Linked DNA regions of Homo sapiens: region 1 is linked to region 2. The links are chromatin contacts, found by Hi-C or POLR2A ChIA-PET in ENCODE. All regions are on one chromosome and are shown on one strand. Each heading gives the region's core, a stretch centred on a gene start or an enhancer-like site at or near the end of the contact. The rest is flanking DNA. Distances are from core to core; before and after follow the strand shown. Region 1 overlaps CIMIP6 (ciliary microtubule inner protein 6). Region 2 overlaps ACYP2 (acylphosphatase 2).

Region 1 (4,100 bases), core at 1,459-3,958, 150 kb before region 2:
GATATTAAATATATACTAAGTTTAATAGATGGTCAAATATTAAGTTTCAATAAATGGACTGGCATACCAATAGACAAGGCTGAAAAGCAAATTAGTAGAAAGTGTCACGGAATTCTTGCATTACTTAGTGGCGAAGTACCATGAGAAAGATAATGAGAGCCATGCACAGTGGCTCATGCCTGTAATCCCAGCACTGTGGGAGGCTGAGGTAGGCAGATAAATTGAGCTCAGGAGTTTGAGAACAGCCTGGCCAACATGGCAAAACCCTGCCTATACTAAAAATACAAAAATTAGCCAGGTGTGTTGGTGCACACCTGTAATCCCAGCACTCAGAAGGCTGAGGTTGGAGGATTGCTTGAACCTGGGAGGTGGAGATTGCAGTGAGCCGAGATCAAGGCACTGCACTCCAGCCTGGCTCTGGAGAGACTGCCTCAAAACAAAAAACCACACATACACACACAGACAGATAATGAGAGACATAGACGATAGATCCAAGTGTTCAAACATTTAGCTAATAGCTGTTCCAGAAAGAGGGAAGAGAAAGAATGGAAGGGATGGAAATAACAGAAAAGGCAACATAATAAAATTTTCTAAGGTGGAAAAAAACCAAGGATCTTCAAATTGAAAGTGTTTTAATTCTTTTATCTCCAGTTTTGAAATTATATGTTTTAATTCTTTTATCTCCAGTTCTGAAATTATAGTCATTCTTTTGTACTGCAGACTCTTGCTCAGTTTGGTTTTCTTCTTGGTGTGATTTGTAATTTTTGTTTGTGACTATCTTTAACAGGGATTCCTTTTTTGTGTTGATCATGAAACTCTCTCCAGGGAGGGTTTGCATTTGCTTTTGTCAGGGACTTCAGTGGTATCACTAGAGGAATTTTTTGGTTTTGTGTCCTAAGAGAAGTCTTACATGTAAATTCATATTCCTAACTGGAGCATGGTACAAGCTTGGGGTTTTACTTTTTCACAAGGAGTTTATTCACTATCCATAGCTCCAGGCAGAGGCAAATTTTCTTGCTATCTTCCTGGTTATATGAGTGGAGTGGAGTCTGCCTTGTACTGACAGGCCAGCCATTTGAGAGTTCTAGCTTTATGCAGATTTCAATTCTATCTTTCTACTTTGGAGGACATAAGTTTCCATCCCTGTTCCAATGAGGATAAAAATTCAAGTCCCTAGGCTTTAAGACCTTTTTCCAAACATGCTAACAACCTCTCCCTTCCCTGTCTTCATACCAAAACTTGCATTCTAATTTTTCCAATTTTATAGTAGTATACCTATGGTGTTGAAGACTATGGAGCTATTAAAATAACAAGGTTGCCTACATATGTTGACAAGGAAAGATCTCCAAGATATACATTGGAGATATATATGTGGCAAGAACTAGAAGTCCCCAACACAAAAAAATATAATGACATTCATTATTTTGCAGTTTATCACAATTTCTTTAATGGAGAATAAATGGATAAAGATATAGCTGTAGTCTTATCAATACTGCAGATAATAGTGAGCAGCTGATATTTCCCAATGGAAATTTGTAAATACTCTTTATAACAGAGGAATACTCCACCTACTTCCACTTGTATGCAATATAACATATCTTATAATAGATACATTTTGGCACACCAAACACACCAAATTGGAAGTAGAATTAATCCTTACCAAACTCATCCAAAAAGCAAAGGTTGAGTTGGTGCTAGAAATGATCTGAGTAAAATAGAAAACAATTTAGAAAATACTTCAATATTCTAAGTACCCATATGTCTTTGAATTAAGTGTGTATGTGTCTGTGCATCTTGTACTGGCAGAAGTATTTTTAGATTTTCACACTTTTAATTATATATGGAGGAGTTCTAAGTTTTAGAATAATGAGGAAAAATTAAATATATAAGAGAACATTATCCTTAAATTGAAAATTGAATTATAGTAGCAGTGATGATATGATTACATTGACCACTTACTGATCAATGTGCATAATCACATCCTCAATAATCTTACGAAGTTGCTATTTTCCTAATTTTACAGTTGAGAAAACTGAAGTCTAGAGAGGTTAAGTTACTTACCCAAGGTCACACAGCTCAAGGAATGAAGTGAAGCCAACATTCCAACTCTAGTTTGTTTGATTCCAAAGCTGTCCACTCATGTCTAACAGGGCCTCTCTTCTAAAAGTATTATATTTGTTAATTACGATCATGTGTTGTGCAAAACAAAGTTGTGTTCATAAAGAATGTGACATAGAAATAATGTCTCACTCCACTTATTGGAGACCACTCTTATTAATAACATTTGGTTGTATTTTAATTGTCTTTTTTCTCTTTTTCCATTTACATAAATTGTATGTTCTGAAGTTACTGATAACAGAAAAGTAAATGTGAGGGCCAAGATGATGATTGTGAAATTTCCCTATATTCCAGGGATTAGATTTTTATCTGAAGAAGGTAATTTATTCTGATTTTTTAATTGGTGGATTTAAAGGCTTGTGCCTAGTGAAAAGAGCATCTCCTACAGTTGTTTGAGTGGCGCCTGAGGTCTTTTCTCTGCTCTCAGGAGTGCTGGGGCATGCCTTGGCTGCCTGTCTGACGTCTGTTTCTGATAAGTGAGTTTTAGGCTCTAACAGCTCCTGAGAATTTTGTTGGCAGAGACCTGGTGAGATCATTCTGCTTTCCGCTGAGTTTCCTTTCTCTGTTTTTTTGGACTGTTCTGATGAACGTGACCCTGGAGTGTTCAGTAATACCTCTGCTCCTTTAGGAACTGTTGGCCTACTGCCTGGTTTTATCTCTCTCTGTACAAAAGCTCCGTGTCTCTGGAAAAGAAAACAAAGTCGACATTAACCAGGAGAACGCAGATTGCTGGAAGATGCAGCTGTGAACTGAATTTGTGCGTTAGCTCAAGTCCTAGTCAGTGATGCAGGCACTTCTCTGCCTCTTCATTGGTGTCACCTCAGTCCCAAACTAGACACCACCATATATGGGTGAACCTTTTAAATTATAAAATAGGGTGCATCAGAAAATGAACAGGAAGGAAAAAGGCAGAATGTCAAAGAAGTAGCAGCTCATCTCCCATTCTCAACTTTTTTATCATTTGGACTGTTTAAGACTATTCACATCAAATTTCATTTCTTGCTCTAAAGATTGCTATGGATACAACAAAAACTACAGTTCATAGACCTAAGAATTTATGATTGCATCCCAAATGCCTATTAACGCTGATGAAAAGCTAAGTAATAATAAAATATGAAAGCAAACATCTATAGTTGGAAAAAAATCCAATAATTGACAATTACATTTCTATTTGGCTTTATAAACCTTACATGCATCTCCCTGCCACACACATGTATTAAGCATATCAAAACATTTGTCAAACTGCTTTGATATTATTACTATTATTATTATTATTATTATTATTATTGTTATTAGAAATGAGACTTGCTATGTTGCCCAGGCTGGCCTCAAACTCAAGTGATCCTCCTACCTCAGCTTCCAGAGTAGCTGGGACTACAGGCGTCAAGTCACTGTGCCCAGCATGCTTTGATATTATTTTACACAAATTATTTCAATAATTTAAGTAGACCAAATTCCAAAGACTGATTCAAATTATTATGTTTGGATTGATTGATTGAGATGAGGTTTCATTGTGTCACCCAGGCTGGAATGCAGTGGTGCAATTACGGCTCACTGCAGCCTCGAACTCCTGGGCTCAAGCAACTCTCCCACCTCACCCACCTGAGTAGCTGGGACTACAGGTGGCACCACCATACCAGGATAGTATTATTCCTTACATTTTACTATGGTATGTGGCTAACATTCTATCCTATTAATAACTGAAGTAGTTTGTTTAAATAGACAGAAAGATAATTATGACTTGAAAAAGCTTAAAGTTCTACAAATCTACTCTGTCTTAAAGTATTAAATAATTCTAAATACTGCCTCACCTTTCCCTGGAGAGGCTCATTCGGAGTTTTTCTGGCATCATATTGATGTATAAAAGAGATGTATTCTATAAAATTGTTTTGAAGTTCTGCTGATGTACCAGGAGAGGCAAGTGGTACTAAAAAAAAGATTTTGTGAAGTCAGGACAAAAAATTAGATTTGTTTATGGACAT
Region 2 (3,865 bases), core at 23-2,522:
AATCAGGAAAAGGAACCCCTTTTTTAACAGTCTCTATACTGAATTGTAAATGCTTTCATTTTTTGTCTCAAACTGAACTGTCAGTTTCTGAAGAGATAGGACGGTGCCAACACCTGTTACAACTGAGAAGCGTAATAAATGTTTGCGAAATGAAGGAATGAACCATTCCAGGTCATTTTCTCACTCAGCTTATTCTAGTCTGGTCCAAAGAAAATGAGTCCAAACAATGTCTTAATATTGTTATTTTAAGACATACCTTATAAGAAGTGTACTTGTTGACTGATCAGAGAGTCACACTTGATTATTAAGTGTCAAAATTCTTGGAGACTTACCTGGAGGAGGCTCTCTGAATAAGAAACAATTCTAGGATGGACAGGGTATTCAAATTTTCCAGAGAAAATAAAACATGAACTTTTATCCCCCTTCCATTACAATTATTAACTATAAAATAATAAGTACAACAACCAAGAGTCAGAAAGCAATATGGAATTAAGATAAGCAGTACATTAAACAGCAATATTAAAAATGCATTATTTAAATATATTTTTTTAAATCCAATAGGTCACAAAAATGAAAAGTTTCTCTACTTCCCCCCAATGTCATATTTTAAGAAAACAGATTTTTTTCAGTTTCTGGGTGGTACTAACTGAGAAGCCAGCAAACATTCCTAGCTTCATTCTTAAGAACTGATGAAATACATCTGTAAAAATAAACAGTTTTAAAAGTGGAGCTTGCCAAAAAAAAAAAGTAAAAGCAAAGAATTGTTTTTGTCATTTCCTCAATACTTTAATAAAGGAGAAATCAAAGTAAAATCCAATAAACTTTCTATTACAAATTGCCTCAATGAACATATATGCACACACACACACAATCACACAATTGGGTATGAGGACACAATGCAACAAATGCCTACTCCCATAAAATTTGATTTATGACATAGAATATTATGTAATACTGTATGCATATGACAATTTTTCCTCTTACTTTTCTCTATAACTGAGACCTATACTTAGCCCTGAAAAAAAAAAGTCTCCCTTTTTTTTCAAAATCTAAACTAATTCTTATCAGCAGGCTGTCTAATGACTTAAGTGAATCACTAAGCCACTCTTTCAATTTGGGCTTCTGCAGCAAAGAGGCCTTTGGAGCTAAGAAAATAATTTTTGTTGTATCCTGCTCTTCTGGACAAAAGCTAATTTCCTGCCCAACCCTGGGAGTCACATGATTCCAAGCTAATGGAAAGTCATGTAGAGATCAAGCTCTAACAATTAAAAAGAAACATCCCACCCCCTGCACCCCCGGCTCCCACACCCACACAACAAACCTCCATTTACTATGCTAAGGATTTAAAAAAGAAAAAAGAAAAACATAGATGGAAGTTTCCCACAGAAAGTAAAAATTAGAAATGTAAGACTAAGGGTAGTATGTTATTCACATCAGGATCAAACTGAGAAATCAGAGAGACAGAGGGAAGAAGAGGGGAGGGAAAGAGGAAGAACCACTTTAGGGATATAGGGGGGAAATAAAAAGTTTTTTTTTTTTTAGTGTGAACTGAATTACAGAAGACAAAAACTTGGTGACACACATACAAAAAAATTAGAGGGTGAGTGTGACTGAAGACTCTGACTGGATCTTGAGGGTCAGATGAACAGCAAGCTTGACATCAAGGAACAGCAAATCACATGCAGACCATAACCCAGAGAATACATTTCATGGATCTGTGGGAGGTCCTGGAACACTCTGTGTTATAACAGGCTTAGGATTGCAGAAATTGCACAGGATGAGAAGTTGTTTGACCTTCTCTCTCTAATCTACATTTTGGCCGCTCTTCTAAGTATGCGTTCAAAATTGCCCAATATTGAATGCACACACAGAACTTGAAAGCTGAGTTTCAAAGAACAAACTAGAACAATACCATTGCAGAAGACCGACTCAAAAAATGTTCTGGAAAAAATCCAAACTGATAAGAATCATGGTTCATGGCTTTTGTTTCATGTCCTATTCACTCAATTTTGGAGTGCTACAGTATAATTCACATCTTTATTACTGCAGAGTTGCACTAAATATTGAATCCAAGTTAGTAAAAATGCTAGCTACCATTATCTTTAATTTGGCTTACTGACAATAACATATGCAAGAGGCCTGTGATGTTACATTTTATGTGTCAACTTGGCTAGACTATGGTGCTTAATTGTTTGGTCAAATTTTAGTCTAGAAGTTGCTGTAAAAGTATTTTGTAGATATGATTAACATTTACAATCAGTTGAATTTAAGTAAAGCAAATTACCCTCCATAATGTGGGTGGGTGTCACCCAACCAATTGAAGAACTTAAAGAACAAAGACTGAGGCTTCTGAGAGAGGAAATTCTGCCTCCAGACTACAACATAGAAGTTCTAACCATTTCCAGGCTTCAGAATCAAGACTACAATATCAACTCTTACTTGAATTTCTAGCCTGCCAGCCTTCCCTACAAATTCCAACTTGCCCACCATCATAATTGCATGAGCCATTTCCTCACATTCTCTTTATACACACACACACACACACACACACACACACACATATACATGTTGTATATATGTACATATAATAACTTGAGATATAGGCATATATATACCTATATATCTATATATAGATATCTATATAAACATATATACAGACACATACTTTCCCTCTACATATATACATATATATACATGTACATGCACACATATACACACACACACAATTGGTTCTGCTTCTCTAGAGAACTCTAATACAATGCCCCAAATCATAACAAAAAAATAAATGTACTGCATTCATCCTAATATTATGTAAATTTTATAACTTGAGAAAAACATTGGCTACCATCAAATTTACAAAGTTTTCAAATCACTCAAAAAGCCTGCCCCGAACAATATGGATGGAACCCACGAAAGTTCCCTCTATGGTTTATAGCTTTCATTACACATATTGAGAGTTTAAAACAGATTGCACCCCCTACAGGGGAACATTTAGTTTGCATTTCTAAATTACATTTTGGAGCCAGTAGGTGAATTTTATTTACTCTACAATTATGGAAAAAAATCACAAAGAGGATTAGATTGAGCTAAAGTGAAATGGAGAGTTTACAAAATACTAATAGGCACCTGGCATAAATAAAGGATATCATCATCGAGGACATTATCTTATTTTCAAAGTGCCTTTTAGTACATTCATTCTGAATCAAACACAATAGAGATATCGTTTCTAATTAGACCTTTAGCAAAGTGACAGGCAACCTAATTAAACAAGAACATATGATAACATAATCTGAATAAAAGCATTTTAGAATCACAGGACTTGAAAATAAATTTTAAGTGGATAGGAGAATAATTCAAAGTAGTTTTCCAAGCACGACCAGCAATGGTGGTAAATAACAGATCTAAATTACAATTCATGGTATCTGCCTCTAATGCACAATGTCATTCATTATGAATATTTAAGAAAATTATTTGCAAACAAATAAATTACAACGATATACTGAGCCCAAGGCCCCAAACTTAAAATCCAAATGTCTTCAAGGACAGGGGAATTAACAAAAATATGGAAAGTTTCAGGTATAAGAGGGTGAGGAGGCAGTGTGCATGCCCCATCAAAAAGCAAGCTTACATTAAAATAATGCAGTAACTTTATTCCTTCTCAAAAGAATGCATCAGTACTAGGCAGAATCAGTACTAGGCAGAATGATCCTTGGACTAGGCAATAGAAGTAAATTAGAATGATAAATATAGGAATTATTAAAGAGAACATGGCCATAAATATCCAGGAAATATATACACTCAAAAAAGGAATTTATGTTTGATAAGTACATTATTCATAATTATTGATACAAATTAACCCTAAACC

Evidence for each region. A loop is a pair of places that touch in the nucleus more often than their neighbours do. ChIA-PET counts read pairs that join two places held with the same protein, here RNA polymerase II (POLR2A). Pooled maps may share reads with other maps.
Region 1: a loop to region 2 is called in a map of heart left ventricle, with 7 times the contacts of the local background. The contact joins two enhancer-like sites. A Hi-C loop is called at or near these places in 1 of 168 maps with a recorded cell type or tissue (heart left ventricle) and 8 of 50 pooled maps. POLR2A ChIA-PET finds 5 or more read pairs at or near these places in 1 of 52 experiments (activated CD4-positive, alpha-beta T cell).

The regions. Positions count from the first base shown.
Region 1 is chr2:54,358,904-54,363,003 of GRCh38, reverse strand. CIMIP6 (ciliary microtubule inner protein 6) reads right to left here. Exons shown (of 5, transcript NM_001100396.2): 4 at 3,930-4,045; 5 at 1,423-2,801. The coding sequence ends at 2,442. Among named protein-coding and RNA genes, the nearest start is that of CIMIP6, 30 kb to the right of the region's middle. Within about 2 kb of position 2,708, at least 13 of the 41 ENCODE cell types and tissues checked have a DNase peak (open chromatin) inside an H3K27ac peak, as active enhancers do.
Region 2 is chr2:54,205,869-54,209,733 of GRCh38, reverse strand. All of the region lies in intron 3 of ACYP2 (acylphosphatase 2), which reads right to left. Among named protein-coding and RNA genes, the nearest start is that of TSPYL6, 48 kb to the left of the region's middle. Within about 2 kb of position 1,272, at least 2 of the 41 ENCODE cell types and tissues checked have a DNase peak (open chromatin) inside an H3K27ac peak, as active enhancers do.